Regions from separate parts of the Mus musculus genome. Here region 1 is linked to region 2. Evidence: chromatin loops called from intact Hi-C (ENCODE). Cell type or tissue: left cerebral cortex. All regions are shown on one strand.

Region 1 (8,000 bases), 220 kb before region 2:
GCAATAGACTACAGTTAGTACAGAGACTGATAACTGGCTAAGTGCCAAAAATAAATAACTGTGCTTGGTTTTATATAGAACATCTATATCACTCCTTTCCGCTAAGTCTCAGGGAATAGTGTAGAAAAAATTATAAAAGATAGAGACTGCGGGGGCAGGGGAGCTGTTAGGAAACAATGTCATCTGGATATAACACAATCGATGTATTTACAAACTCACTGTTGCTATGGTTACCTGTGTAAGACTTGCATGAGATAGAGCCTGTCAACATTTTATCAGAGGGGAGAAGGGCTCATGAGACCTCCCCTTCTTTCAAGCCTAAAGTAGCCCTCATGGAGGGGCGTCACATGCTTCAGCGACAATATGAGGAGTGACATACACCCATACTCCAGTATATAACCTACTGGTGCTCAGCTGGGTAACCTTATGTAAACTCAGTGGGTTCCATACACAAGACATGGAAGTAGGAGGGCATTTTTATTTCCTAAAGAATAAAGCTCTCAGGGGTAAGGGGGATGAAAGGGGTAAAAAAAATGACCAAAATTCAACACATGTATATATATCTGTCAAATAATAATGAATAAATGTGCTTTAAAAATAGACTTCTGTAAGTCACAGTGGCCATAAAGGAGCAAAAGAAGGCTCAGTTTTTGTTTTTTTTAATAGAAAATCCCAGGAAGACAGAGCACATCTGAATTTTCAGACTATGTATTTGTAAGTCTTCATAAGTAAAATCCTGTATCCTCAAACTTGCATTGCTAATATGTTCATGTTATACAGCATTGGCTGTTTAATTATTTAAATTGCCTAGTGTTAAGAGGTGTCTATAAAAATTTTTTTGTTGTATATATTAACTGTATAATACAATAGTATGCTTGTGACTTTTGTGTTGAGACAGAGTTCCACTCTGTAAGCCTAGAGTTAGCGGCTTGAAACTCACTAGCCCATGCAAGCCTCAAATTCATGATAATCTTTCTGCCTCAGCCTCTCAAGTGCTGGGTTACAGGGAGAAGTGCCAGGACTGCTCGATAACTGGGACGTTTTCACAGTGATGTCTGCAGAAGTCACGGTGTTTACATGCCAATTCTAATGTTACAGGACCCAAGCAGACACCATGTGAGGGAACAAGGGCAGCGCTGAGGTCTTCTCATGTATCTCTGTGTGCCAGATAATAAACCCCCATGGATGCCTGCCTTCTGGGTCTTCTTAGAAAGAAGAAATAAAGTAGAATTCAAGAGGTTCTGCAAATTAAATTAGATCAGGAGCCTAAAACAGTTAAGCTTCTGATAAAAGCTAAATACACACACACACACACACACACACACACACACGAGAGAGAGAGAGAGAGAGAGAGAGAGAGAGAGAGAGAGAGAGAGACAGAGAGAGACAGAGAGAGACAGAGAGAGAGAGACAGAGAGACAGAGAGACACAGAGACACAGAGAGACACAGAGAGACAGAGACACAGAGAGAGAGACACAGAGAGAGGGCAAGAGAGAGAGACAGAGAGGGCAAGAGAGAGAGAGACAGAGAGAGGGAGGAGGAGAAGGGGAGGAGGAAGAGGAGGAGGAGGAGAAGGGGAGGAGGAGGAGGAGAGATCTAACGCTTTAAGCAAAACCTTCCTATAAATGTCTTTCAGGTTCTTCCCGAATGCAGTTCCTGTCAGCATTCTTGGGGTAGACATTCTGTGAATAAATGGGTGAAGCAGAAGAAGAGACAGTTACAAACCAGTAGCCAATCAGGACAAACTCCTCTCACATTACGTCAGAGTAGTTGGAAAGTGGCTTCAGGAAGTAGAATCTATCATTTAGTTACCCTTGCTTAAGCACCTCAGATTTGAGAGTTTCACTTGGGCCTGGATGTGATGGCTCAGACCTGTAATCCTAGCCCTTAGGAAATAAACAAAGACTTGTTGCAGGGCCAAGGCTAGCCCAGACTACATTCTGAGACCCTGTCTAAATTCCCCCTAACTCAACGCCATCAAAGTTTAATTTGAGTAACTAGTTGAGCGATCCTTATTTCCCTCTTATTAAAAGCAAGTTTTGATTGTGTGATTAGGCTTAAAGGGTTCTAAAGAATCTGTCCTCTGTTACTTTCATCCAGATTACATAATGGTTGACAACCAGTGGTTGTCACCTGTGGAAATGCAGATACAAAGACCAAAAAAGTGCCTATCTACATAAATATTTACAAACATTCTAGACTCCAAACTGAAGAGGCTAAGGCCTCTGCTGCTGTGTCCACAGAGGTTATATTCTCAGCACTTGGCCCAGCTGACAGTCCTACTTAGTGCAAATATGCCTAACTTTCTCAGCCCATAGGAATTTATCAAAGCCCAGTTACGTTAGACATCATATTTTGTGTCATGTAATCAAAGCAACCAAAATAGAAAAGGCCACACTCTCATGCAGTTTACATTCTAGAAAATACTTGGGTGACAGGAAGTGATAGATGATGATGAAGAAAAATGATGTAATGACTGGGAGATGAAATGGACTGTGGAGAAAACGCTAGGCTAGCATCGGCGTTCCAAAAACTAACACTTTGTTTAAGGAGGGTAATTTCCCCTCTTTGCATTTGTTATTTGGAATAGTTCATATGAGTCAGGAAGGGGCATGTAATTAAGGTTTGACTTTAGATGAGAGGGAGTTAATGAGTTTATAAAATAAACTCCCTTTTCTCTGGGGGAAATTATTCTCACACCGGCTCCGAGCACCCTCTTGGTGGGCTCCAGTGAACTCCGCATTCACTGCATTAGAACTCCGTGGGCTTCGGGACTCATAACTCTGCTTAAGTCCACTTGACCAGGATAGATCTTGAAGCTCATCTGATGGCTCTACTCTGTAGACAACTATTAACTGTGGAACAGTGTGTGTGTATGTTTGGGTATGTGCGTGTGTGTGAAGTGCACTAAGAGTATACAGATACAGCTTGCCATTTGCAAAAAGTCATTCAGAACGTCCTAATTTTTGAGATATTAACAGAGGTTCCCTTCTTGCTTCAGTTGCTTTGTGTGTGTATATATATGTCAAATATATATTTATATTATATATTCCATATATATATATGAACAGTACCTGTTAGGTGTTCAGTATATTTCTTACTCCCTCCCCTAACACTTGATAAAAAGGACTGAGTGCTGGGGTCCTTTTAGTTCATTCTTCTGCCACACACTCAGCTCAGGTAGATGGGCATCTGAGCAGAAGGAGCCAGTGCCAAGAAGAAGAGGGTATCCTTTTGCAGGCTGTTAGGGAGCCCGCCTGGGTTAACACCAGCTCAAGGGTTGACACCCTTTACGTTGGGGGCCTCGGGAAGATCCTTTAAGGCTCCTGCTTTGTCTGACCAGACTGTCCAACGGTGCCATTCAGCACAATGGTGAGGAAACACCTAGCTTGTCACGACCCGCTCCGTTGCTCTGCTCAGCGCAGCCGGGACTCCTGAGCGTGGAGCCCCATGCAGGCGAAGTTCAGCCTGCTAGAGAAGCCCAGACCTGGGGCTGGAAAGGGATGAGGGGCTAGAAGCCGGGGTGGGGGGATTTCCTCCCTCGCTCCCCTCTCCAACGGGAGCGGAAAATGTGATTTGCTGTGCATTCCAGGCGCGGTTCCCTGGGGTGACCTCTCCCACCCAGACGGGCAGGGGCAGGGGGGTGGGTGTAGACAAAGAGGCGAGGCGGGCGGAGAGGGGACCCCGCAGGGAAGCAGGAGGGGTGCAGTGGGCGGGGGCACTACCGGGAAAGGGGGCGGATAGCGGGTCCCGCGGCGGCGACGGCGCCTGACCAATGGAGAGACGCAGTCCCCGGCGCTTGGCTGGCGGCATTTAAACCGGAGACCGGGAGATGCCCGACACTAGGTGCGCCCTTCGCAGACCTGGAGACCCAGAGTACCGTGGTAGCGGCGCTCTCCTTCGTCTTCCTCCCGCGTCGAGCCCAAGTGGCTCGAGCCGCGGTCTCACGCAGCGCCACTCGTCCACAGCGAAGAACCTGAGGACCCACGGAAGTGACAGGTGAGCGCGGCGGTATTCTGGTGTGTGTGTGTCTCTGTGTGTGTGTGCGCGCGCTCGCTCGCGTGTGTGTTGGTATGAACCCAGGCTAGCCAAGGAGTCCCCAGGGTTCATACCATCTCGAATTCTTCTCAGTTGTGACACAGCCCCTTGGTGCACCAAAGACCCTTGAGTGCGCATTAAAGAACCGAACCTGGTCCTTCCTGCCGCAGAGGTAGATGTGGTGACTGAGGGGCACTGGGTCCACGGGGGAGGGAGGAAGGTAGAGAGAGAAGTTGTCAAAAAAGTGCATCCCGTTTCCATGTGCTGGAACCCTGCAAACTCGGTCCTGGTGCTTGAAGCACAGAGCCCGCGGGAGTCGCCTGCCGGGACAGGGCACTGTTGCCGAGTCAGAGCCCCGGAGCTGGCATCTCTGTGAGCTGAAGCCGACCTCGCAGCAAGTTGCAAGCAGAGACAGCCTTGAGAGTTGGGTACAGGGCTGGGACAGGGGCGTCTGTAGGAGTGGCGGTCCCAGGGCTTTGAGTGGTAACTGCTAAGGACTTGGGAATTGGTGGCGTGTGCATTTGCGGGTATGGCAGATGCAACTGAGGCTGGTAAGACAGAATCCGCGCGGCTTAACAAGTCGGGGTCGGGTACCTCGAAGCTTGAGTGCACGCGCCACACACTCTTGTGCTGGCTGTGCTCCGGCCGGCGCGTGGCTGTCTTTTTTGAGCCTCTTGGGGGGTTCCACGCTCTCATCCTCCATACAGCAGACCTGCAGGCGCCGGGCAGCCACTACTGGCTGTTTCCCACTTCCGTAGATGCTGGCCGATCTGTACCCCACAGGCCTCGGTAACGCCTCGCTGCGCCTCGCTAGCGACTGCGCTCTACTGCGCGCTTTGCCTCTTGCTCCTCGCTCGCTGCCGCTGCTGTGAGCCATTCCGGTGAGCCCTCTCTAGCTCCTGGTAGAAGTCTAGAGTGAAGGGAAAGGCATGTGGCTGTCATCTCCCTGGTCCTACTTATTTCCTGAATTCTAGTTTGGGAAGAACAACTTCTCTATAGCCCTGGACTGGCTGTTCCCTCTCTGGCGTTCTTCAGCTTAGTGTTTGCCTATGCCCGGCTCTGGCAACCATCCACCAGCGAGACTGGCTGGGGAGGATGCGAGATGACTAGCCTTTCGTCCGAGGACCTTCCAGAGAACCTTAGGGGGCTCTCTGGTCTAGCTCAGCAGCCGTCTTTCCCCTCCCCAGTAGAATCCAAATCCCTACCCTTTGATGGAGAAATATAGCCTAGAAGTGAGGGGTTAAAATCTCCTCTTAACTGTTGGAGGGCAGAATGACGACCATCAGTAAGTAATTGGATCTCTTGGTGGAAAGAGCAAACCCAAGTGGTGCGCACGTCTGTTTATGTTCCCCTGAGATGGTGCCAGGATACGAACTGATTAAAACAATCTACTGTGTTCAATGGGTCACCAGGGCTTTAAGCTGTCCCAGGAACTCCAGAGTAGTGGTTTCCTTCTGACTGCTCTTACAAGTTAAATAAATAGCGTAGAAGAGGTTAAGATAACCCCATCCCAGGGTGAGGGCTCTTCTTTCACCCCAGGGCTGCCCTCTCCTCACCCCCTCCCCTTTTTCTTTTTGGGACAAGGCAGGCAGGCGGCACAGGGCACTTGGGAGTACAGACTTTTCAAAGCAACGAAGGAAAAGGATCTTAAGAAAACAAGATCCTCCTTCACTATCACCACAACCAAGTCTGCAGATATAGGTGTTTTCATTACTCTTATTGGACACATTGCACCGTTGGATTAAGGCTCCTCCGTGTGTGTGTGTGTGTGTGTGTGTGTGTGTGTGTGTGTGTGTGTGTGTGTGTGTGTGTGTTTAACCTCCGGGTCATTGTAGGAATTAGTGTCTTTTGTAAACTTTGTAACTTCACAGCTTTCCTATGATCTTCAAAGTTCACTCTGAGTAAAATGTTTTGTTAACCCACAATCTGTAGGAAGTCCAAATTGGCTAATGCGGTTTTCACAGCAGCACTTAGGGAGAGAAGAACAGAAACACGCTAAGTCCTTACACCCCTCAATGTCCACCTCTTGTCCTTCTAAATTGATGCTATTGGTGACCTCAGTCTCAATGGTCCAGTCTACAAAGTGACAGAATACAAAGAACCCCCATGGTCCCAGACCTCCCCAAGAAATGCTTGCTGGCAGCAAAGCTTCGGAGTGTGTTTGAGAATGCAAAGCCAAAGACATATAGGAGAGCTTCAGCCTTTTATGTGAGGAGGAGAAGAGGAAGGCATTTCGGAGCAGCAACTACACATTTAACTGAAAGGCACTGACCAGGCAAGTGCTACCAGCCCATGTCTTACATCTGCAAAGAATTTTCTTTAGTTTTAACATATGTTCTTAGAGATGCAAAATACAACAAGAATTCCCATGACAGAAGGAGTCTTTTCCTCTGCTTGCAAACACAAAGATACAAAATAGATAATTATTAGATTTACAATATTTTTCAAAATCTACTGCATTAAAAAAGCAAAGCCACATGTTCCTTGTTAAATATGCTGTGCTGAATGTCACTGGCGTAGTGACTAAGGACATGTTAGAATTAGATGAAACTGGGCTCAAACCCTGGCTATCCACATTATAAACTATGTGACCTTGGATGGATTCCTGATTAGTAACAGGAAGACATTATTATATACCTCATAATTTATCATGACAAAACTTGGACAGTGTTTAGCATAATGTCTGATGTAGTAAAAACTAAAAAAAAAAAAAAAAAAAAACAAACCAAAACTAAGAGGTACCTTTTATTACTAGTGGCTGTGTTGGGCATGAGAGACCAGAGGGTGATTCTGAATTTAATCCCAAATCCCAAATATTTGTAACCATTACAAAATGTAGCATATGACTTGGCTGTCACTCAGTACTGCTGCTTGGTGAGCATTTGATATTTATACTTTCTAATTCATTTCCTGCGGATTCAAATAATTGTATACAATTATTAACTGCACTAAAAAAAAAAAAAATCTTCCCGGAAACTACAAAGATATTTAACCACCAGGTGTCTCCTCCTCACCTTGTGTGGTGTTGGATTCCAGCCTGACTTAGCCCTAGTGGGCAGATTATTTTTAAGAGACTTGCAACAAACGTGCAGGACATACAATTTATGACACATGCCAATCATTAATTTTTCTTATCTCCTTGGTAAAATTTGTCTGAGAAATAAGCCAACCTTTATTATTAATAAGGAATTCCCTAGTTAATTTCTATAGGATGGCTCTAAAATTTAAAGTTAAAGAGCTAACTAAAATTAACTTTCACTCTCCTTAAAGATTAAGGCTTAAGGGGAAAAAGAAATGGATTCTTTTAAAATCTGGCCTGTCTATAAAGCATTTGCAGCAAATTCCGTTGTGTTTTCTGCCAGGAGAATGAGCTCATGTCATTCTTGTTGCCTGTCTTTCTAAAGATCGTCCAGCAGGAACAGTGGGCCCGTTCAGGTACAGACATCTGGAGTTCACTGTAATTCTTAACAAAACTCCATTTAAGCCACTGACCAAGCAGGTTGCTTGGCTAATGTGAGAGCCACAATGAGAAGTGTGTGGAAAGGAGCTGGCCCTAGATTCTGTAAATACATCAATAATATTGGAAACAAGTCAGACATATTTTTGGGGTTTCTGAATCTCCAGACTGTGAAGACCATTCTTGGTGCTTTTGTGAAATTTTTTTTTTTTTGACAAGTTACCAGGGCAGAAGTAATTACCATACCTTTCCTTGCTTGGAAGTGTTTATTCTTGAACACCAAGAGAACTGAGGACAAATGGGAGGCAGCGAAAACCTGTTTTGAGGATCTGTCCTTTGAGATAAGTGATTGGAGGAGTGTAGTGGCAAAATGAAAAAGAGATGAGGATGAAGTAACAGCTTGTTGGCAAAGGCAAGCTGCAGAGAGAGCTCACCTCCAAAATATTAGCACATCACTCAACAGCAGAAATGCACTAAGGGGATGTTAAGGCAGGGTTTGGGATG
Region 2 (8,000 bases):
CTACCACGATCTTATTTTTACTGAAGGGCGTGCACCACATGGAGAAGTTCTTATCCTTTGTGGACATTTGCAATGTTCTCCATTACAATTTCTAAAACAGCTTCAAAACAAAGTTTCTTGACTTGCCAGGCACAGTGCTTCACGGCTCCAATTCCAGAATTTCAGAGGTTCAGAAAAAGAGTTTCGGTATGAATTGTAAGTCAGTCTGAATGAGACCTTGTCTCAACACCCCACAACAACAATAACAACAACTCAAACAAACAAAAACAACCCTGCTCTTAAAATACATGTATAAATATGGCAGTTAACTCAGTGAACTCGTTAGCCGAAAAACTCAGCCTAGGAAAGCATCATAATTAAGGATCCCATCCTCCCCTAAGCCAGCCATTGTACTGATGTCGGCATTATTTGTTTACAGCCATCGTAGTCTACAAAGACTGAAGGAGGCCACGTCATGCTACTGGCCATGTCCGTTTACACTGTTGCATGGACGTGGGCTACATCAAAGTCCATTAAACACAGTGCCAGGAAGCAGAGGGACATTCTGTTAATGTTTGTTCTACCCCATGGGTTTCATTTGGCTTTGAGGGCATTCATCTCCCAGCATCTAGCTGAAATTCCTTCATTTTAATTGTGTAGTTGTGCCCCAGCAGGGCTCACACAAACACAAAGGTAGAGCAAAATGGATTTCTGCTTAGCCAGTCGGGCCCAAGCATCACTGAGTGAGGGATGAGACATCTGGTATAACCCAGCCTTCTGCTATCCTTTGGGATGACACTGAAGATGTTCATTGTTGTTGCTGTTTCTGGTGATGGTGATGCTGGCGATTCAGTGGAAACAGTGTCGATCTTTTGCAGACTACCGTACGGTTGAACCTTAGGAAAATGGAAGGATTTGTCCCATGCACGGAAATGGACAGTTGTTTGTCAAGCCCCTCAGGCCTTCTTATACTCTAGCTCTATGATTAGTCTACTCTTGTCTCTTATCACACTGGGCTTGCTAGAGAAAGCACATGGTTGGATACATCCCAAGCTGAAGTCCCATCCATCATCTTAAGTATTGATGAAAATGCCATAGTCATGTGAAAAAGAATGCTTAAAAGCTGGGTTCCAGACTTACCTTAAACTGAGAAAGTTGACAGAGTCCATGAAAGAGCAAAGAACAATGTGATAACTGGATCAGTGGATTGGGAATGAAGCCCTGGTATTTGTGGCTCTAGATTGCTTTTAAGACCCCCTACTCACCTACGATATTCTGCATATGCAAAACACCTTCATGTGACTTAACAAGGCACCTGGCCAAAAAAGGTCTATTTTCAGGCCTCTTCTACGGCTTTGCCACAGACTGACTTCCTGTTGCTCTGAGCAGAAATGCGGATCTCAGCTGATAGGTGAGAGTTCTGTGTCCTGATCCAAGCTCCACCCCCTTCTCCAGCCTCAGAAGCCCATAGCTTCCATGAGTGGCAATTCAAAGGCTAAGCCCCTAAAAGGCTGAGTTTCACAAAAGGCATCACAAGACCCAGCTCCCTGATGTCTTACTAATGCCTTCTAAACATAGAGTGCTGCAGGCATCTCGCTGCTGCACACTGAATCGCATTCTTCCCTGAGCAATCATCTCAGAGTCTCAGCTTTTCCATTAGCAAGATGATTAGAGTACAGAGTGATCTATTTATAATAAGCCCCAGCTTAAGCACTGTGGCTTTTCTTTGGCCCTGTTTTAAATGCGTCTCTCTTTGTTAATTAATGTGCTTTATCCCAGAGTTGCAGGTCACAAGGATGTTCCTGAGGTGGACAGGGAAGAGAGAACCACGCCCGAGGAGGATGCTCCAGCAGTTTTCAGGATTGGTGAGAATGCAATAGGCACATGAAAAGCAATGTTCCAGGCTTGTCCTAAACTGAGAAAGTTGACAGAGTCTATGAGGGTAGAGAACAATTCGATAACCAGACCGTGAATGGACTCGGAGCTCTCTTTTGTTTTTAAGACTCCCCTTCTCACCTGGGATATTTTGCACATGCAAAACACCTTCATGTGACTTAATAAGGCACCTGGCATAAAAGTTCATTAATGAAGATGAAAACACTAAAACTCAGGTTATTTAGTAACCGGGGCCTGGAGCCAGATCCCAATTAAACCACTGTTGTGGTAAAGGAAGGGATCAAACTGCCCAATAGGTTCCATCTGGCTGCTTCTGTGGGTCAGCAGAGTGCCTCATGGCCGTGTCAAATTAGCCTTTTCACCTTCTTTCCAGTGCAGAGGATCTAAAGTGCTTGTCCGGGGGCCCTGGGCTGCTCAGGGGTCCGACACTCACTTGGAAGGCCCTGGCAGGTAAGGAATCCAGCTGGAAACAAGCATGACTCACGGGGAGCCAAAACCTCTTTGTCATTCATTTCACTGGAGGGCCCCTAAACCTCCAATCCCATTTGTACCCCACTGAGGAGATCTGATAACGGTCCTGGCTTTTCAAACTTCTGGCGGGGGCCTCACTGACCCATAACAGGACTGTACACATGATTTCTTCTCATACTGTCTTTGTAAATTGACCATGGCTAACCTTGCAGTTCTAATCAGATCAATCAGAATAACATTTCTTTAGCTGCTGCTGGCTGGCAGCCTCCCGGGCTGACGTGTGACTCAGAGTCAGCAGTAGACACCAAAGTCCAATTTTTGAGTTTCCAGGGGTCTCAGGTTTCTTTTGCTTTTATCACAGTTGGTGAGCTTTGTAAGGCTCGTGTTTACAGCCATGCAAATTAGCCTCAGCTGGAGAGAACTCAGGTTGGGCCAAAAGGAAATCAAACAGCAGGTCAAAGGTATTTTATCAAAAATTACAAGTGTGGCCACAGGACTGGGGTTAAACCAGGCTCCCTTAGGAAGTAAGTGGACAGCTCTGTCTGGTGTAACCTGAACTCTTGGCCTTTAGAACACACACAGAAAAAAAAGTCTGTTAAGGGATGGTGGGGTGGTGAGGAGCCACGCCAACCCAGTAGTTCCAGACCAGTTCTACCAATGGCTATGGCTGTCAAGTACTCTTTGTGTACATGGACAACGGTGAATGAATGTTGCATCTTTAGAGAAAGAAATGTGTGTGCAACTTGGTCTGCAATATGCTCATTCAGTTTCTAAACGTCTGTGAGACAAGGTCTCCACAGGCAGATAAATTCTGATATTTTGTACCTGGAAAGTTGTTTAAACTTCCTTTCCAGATGCTATGATACTTATAAATGCTAAATGCTAAAAAACAAAAACAAAAACAAAAAACAAACAGACCAAAAAAAAAAAAACTCAAAAAACCCCAAAACAAACAAACAAAAAAACCCAGACCCTAGTCAGCTACCTTCAAGGCAAGGTAGTTGACTCCAAAGCTGCATTGTGATTTTCCAAAGATTGCCAGTACTTAAAAGAACTTCATTTTAAAATTATTCCATCAAAGCTAAATAGGGGTTATTAAAATCACAGTTACTCTCTGAGGCCGGATGAGTATCCAGGCCTCATACGACACAGCAGACGCTGTAAGGCAGCTGAGTCTGCAGAACACTCTAGGAGTACTGAGATATTGGTCTGGATGGGATTCCCTTGCCCAGTTGCCCCATTACACAGAAAGTTAAATTAAGGCTGCTGGATGTTTAGTGTTCTAGTCTTCAGAATCACCACCTGAGCCTCGGAACCCTTCAAACTGAAGCTCATCTATTGACAGAATGAGACGCCTGCCATAAGGAGACTTCAAAGGCCTTGTCCAGGACCTCATTCTTGCCTAGGGTCAGTGAGACCTACAAACCAGGCTCATGGACAGCGAGCCAGTGCGACTCTCACCAGACCAGGACTGGAAATGGTATTCTGATTTAGCGGAGTGACCCTGAAGTCAACATTGTAGTTACATTTAAATGAATGCATTGGTTTTCACGTAACTAAGAACACGGCTCTGAGCTGTCTGTCCTTGATTGGCTCCTTATGAGCTGTGTGATGCTGGGCGAATTACCCAACCTCTCTCCACTCCAATTTCCTCGATGACAAAATGGGAATAAGATGGTAATCATCTTCTTCAGGTCTTGTGGAATTAACTAAGTTAATACATACCAAGCAACTAAACTATTGGTAAACACCTCTTAGCGTTATTACTACAAGTGAAAACATGCCTGGTCATTTTTACTTGGAAAATACTCCAAAATCCAAAGTAATTGAGACTTCTGGTCACAATAAGCAGTTGGCTGGACGGAGGGGTGCAGGGAGTCTATGGTGGCCATCACGTACACAGATGAGTGTGCCCTGCAATGCTTTTCCAGTTTAGCGTTCAGCACCCGCATGACCTGGGGTTATTAACCTTGAGTACATATATAGGACCTTTCATTCTACTTTTCCCATCTTCAAAATACTTCTCTTTAGGGTTGGAAGCCACCATCACTGTCCCCCCACCCCCACCCCCAGCATGGCAACTGGGCCTCATCTCTTTTCCAGCTCTACCCATAGTCACCATCTCAGACAGGGTCCTACACTTGGGGGAAATGAATGAGCTTCCAGGCCAAAAAAAAAAAAAAAAAAAAAAAAAATCGCTGGATTTAACTGATTTTCTTTGAGTATACCTCCAGGTATCTAATCACACCTTGTACTTTTAAATTAGATGATATTCAAATGCATATTCAAATAACTCTTTTCTGTCTTTATTTAGATTTTAAAACTATAGTGGAAAGAGGGAAAGGTTCTGGAATTAGTTCCAAAGGAGCCAAGTCCCATCCATTTTAGACGACAAGCATTCGTTCCAAGCTCTGCAACTCTGCCGAGAAACAGTTTTTACTTCGCTGACACCCACAAGCTTCGCTAATATGCACTTGGCTCTGAGAGTTCAGGATAATGTGCTGTAAAAATCTGGCCTCCTGGGCTTCCATTGCTCTGGGAGAAGACATTTAGCTGTGACTCTCATTGTAAAGTGCCCTCTTGTGGCTTTAAGGAGGTATTGACAGTTCTGGTGACACTTGAAACTGGCCCTGAGTTAACAACCTAGATTAAATTATTCTTTTAACAGCCAACTGGAGAAACAGTGCTTAGAGTTGATAATCCAAAAGAAGCACTAATGTCCATATACGATAAGCTTTCCCCACTTTTAAAAAACAAGCTGATAAAGGAGATGTGCAAGCCAACTTTGGGTGTCATCTCAAGTCTAAATAAAGCTGGAAAGGGACAAGTGTTGTGCTGGTGCCTGTCCGGGAGAGGCTCTCACTTCCTCTGGGTGAATCTGGCTAGCTGGAGTCTGATAACTGCAGAATAGGAAAGCCCTGAGTATTCCAAGTCCTACTCCAGGAATCTGGGTGAAGTACTGACATTCTCAGGGCACAGAGGAGTACAATCAACACATGGGCATCCTGTACAGGATAACTCAACCCCACATGCTTTTATCAAACACAAGAGAAGTGTAAAAAAGATGGACAAACTTATCCTTATCCCCAGGCGAAAAATAACATACATACCTCCCCAAGGCAGCCCAGAGAAATTATCATTGTTACAAAAGTTTGAGTAATATAAACTTGGAAGGGCAGCAGGTTATAAAAACCCTATAAATTTATGTTCAGCCTTCCAAGCAATGTTCTCTTTCCACCCTTCTCCCCTCCTCTCTACAATGAGACACGAAGTCTGGGACTTGAGCATTTAAGCCACAATCCTCGCCAAAGTGACCAAATTACAATCAATGCTGAAGCATTTTGGCACCAGAAAGTTTCAACAGAGTATCATCTGCAGAGCCATCACAGCCCATCTCCCCCAAAGGGCTCAGAGAAAGTAGTCAGTACTTCATTAATTCTGAAGAACTATCTGCTGAGGAGACAGAGGGAGGAGAATGCTTTTTATACATCTCAGAGAACAGGAAGCAGACAGACAATTCACAATTCAAAGTCAGATCACATCTCAAGGGCAGAAGGAGATTGGCGGGTCTCGAGATTTTCTGTCAAGCAAGTTTAGACCAGAACTGGGAGGCTTATCACGGACGTAGTGACCTCCTTGACAGATGCCAAGAGAAAAGAGCCTCTGACAACAGACTCTTGGATGCCCGTCAAGGCCCTGACCTTCTTGCTTGAGAACAAATGTAACTCAGGGGCAGTGTAAACACAGGCACACTAGCAGTGTAAACACTTATCTTACAGTGCAAGAAAGAGAACGCAAGCCAACTCCAGTTGAAGTACTGTTGGAATGTGTCATTATAGGAAGTTGTGGAATGCTTCCATAAATACTGGAAAATGAGAACACACTGGAGATGTTCTAGATTCTTTTCTAAGGTTTTTTTTTTTTTTTTAAAGACACAATCACATGTAGCCTAGCCTACCCTAGAACTTACATCCTCCTGCTCCAGCTTCTTAGGTGCTAGGATTACAAGGGTGTCTCAATACACCTGGCAATATTTTCTTCCCAAAGCTTTGATGTGACAATAGTTTATACAGAAATTAACATAAAGTTCCAAGGGATGCCTAAAAACATCTTCATAATTACAATTCCTTTGATTCCCATAACAGCTATGCTACGAACTGATATTCTCAAATATATATAAAAATAAAAGGTGATGTGAGAAGGCCATCTGCTATGAAAAGAGGAATAATAAAGACTACCCGTGGTGGTGGTGGTATGAATCCTTGTGTTCGAAGCTCTTGCTCTTGGTGCAGTTACTGTTGTGCTTAATAGTGGCTGATAGGCCTGATGTGACCAGGGAGGATGGCAACCCCCTGAGGATGCAATGCTGTCATGCCTACGACTTTAGTTATAAATAACATCTAAAGTGCAATAGGTTCAGTCAAAGGAAATAACACAATTGAAATCGATGTATTTCTTTGCAATAATTGTACATACGATACATATTTTTCTTCAGGATGTTGAATCCTTTGTTTTTGTTTTAAATCGGAATATTAAAGAACACTTTGTATAATCTCACAATGAAAGAAACAGTTTAGACTTCATCACATGTAGCTGTGTCTCGACTCCTGTAGCAATGGCTGTTCCTCCTCATCCCCTTCAACTGAGTCCCCTCAGTGAAAACTGTGACCATCAACAGTGTGGTGAATTTAAACAGGAACCACAGACATATGCTGGAGCTCTTGAGCATATTCGCCACTGTTCATTGTCATCAATACTTTCCCAGTAGAGATGTGCAAAGCCGTACAAGTCTCTCCAGACTTGTTCTAAGTGCTAACGAGAGAGAGAGAGAGAACTACACTACAGTGGGCTTCCTTCTGACTCTTACACTTCATACTGTAGAACAAGATTCCTGCCCAGTTTGGTAATCCATGTCTGTCCTAGTGTAAGACAGGATTAAACAGTAGGGAATGTAAACACAGATATGAAGCTTGTCATTAGACACTCTTAGCTGAGTTCAGCAGACTCAACAATCAACCCCACTCTTTCTGATGCACACACAAGGACCACATCAGTTCTACTTTTAAAAAAAGATTCGGACATTTCTACCTTGATGTTGGCTGAGTTCCTCCTCCCAAGATTCAGAAAGCTGGATGCTTCAATATCCAACACACGTGCTTCTCTCTCCAGATCAGGTATTATTAAAAAACTTGTTTGGCAAGTGTTCTTATAGTCTTCTCATATGGAGACAATCTCATGATCACACTGAAAGATTTGGCCCCCAAAGCTGAATGTCCTTGAAAAAAGCCACTTTCATCTTCTCTTCAGGAGAAAAGAAAACAAACATCTGATTCTAGAGGAGACCAAGGGATCCATCTTGATGTCTGAAATCTGGCCACAGGCATGGAGGCTGTGCAGTCTCAAAAGGGCGGGTTTGCAGTCTTCTGGCGTTGAGTTAGTTAGCTGCTTTTCTTTCCTTTCCTTTCTTTCTTTCTTTTTTTTCTTTTCTTTTCTTTTTTTTTTTTTTTTTTTAATTTTCTTTACAACTTAAAAAAACCTCAACTTAAGGCAGGCTACAAAGTTCACTGAAAACGCCAAACACCATCCCTCCTGTTAAGCCTTCCAGACCCAGAATTTTCGGCTCCATTTGCATTGAACCCTCAAACATAACACAC

What was found. Peaks named below come from ENCODE experiments on the same cell type or tissue, not always from the same donor. Only the 100,000 strongest peaks of a DNase experiment are listed, where the experiment ranks them.
Region 1: it touches region 2 in a loop (2.0-fold over the local background); 3 of 42 quality-filtered maps call a loop at or near these places.

What each region holds. Positions count from the first base shown.
Region 1 is chr2:113,754,491-113,762,490 of GRCm38, reverse strand. It overlaps Grem1 (gremlin 1, DAN family BMP antagonist), which reads left to right and starts at 3,843. Exons shown (of 2, transcript NM_011824.4): 1 at 3,843-4,000. It overlaps Gm46756 (a long non-coding RNA gene), which reads right to left and starts at 1,334. Exons shown (of 2, transcript XR_003954050.1): 1 at 1-1,334. In left cerebral cortex, no CTCF peak of the experiment used is centred here; DNase peaks (open chromatin) are centred at 3,405, 3,869, 4,448, 4,905 and 1 more place; H3K4me3 peaks cover 1,875 bases.
Region 2 is chr2:113,532,754-113,540,753 of GRCm38, reverse strand. The region is part of intron 7 of Fmn1 (formin 1); the gene reads right to left. Among named protein-coding and RNA genes, the nearest start is that of Gm13963, 140 kb to the right of the region's middle. In left cerebral cortex, a CTCF peak has its summit at 4,929 (motif pointing left); DNase peaks (open chromatin) are centred at 1,478, 4,902 and 6,100.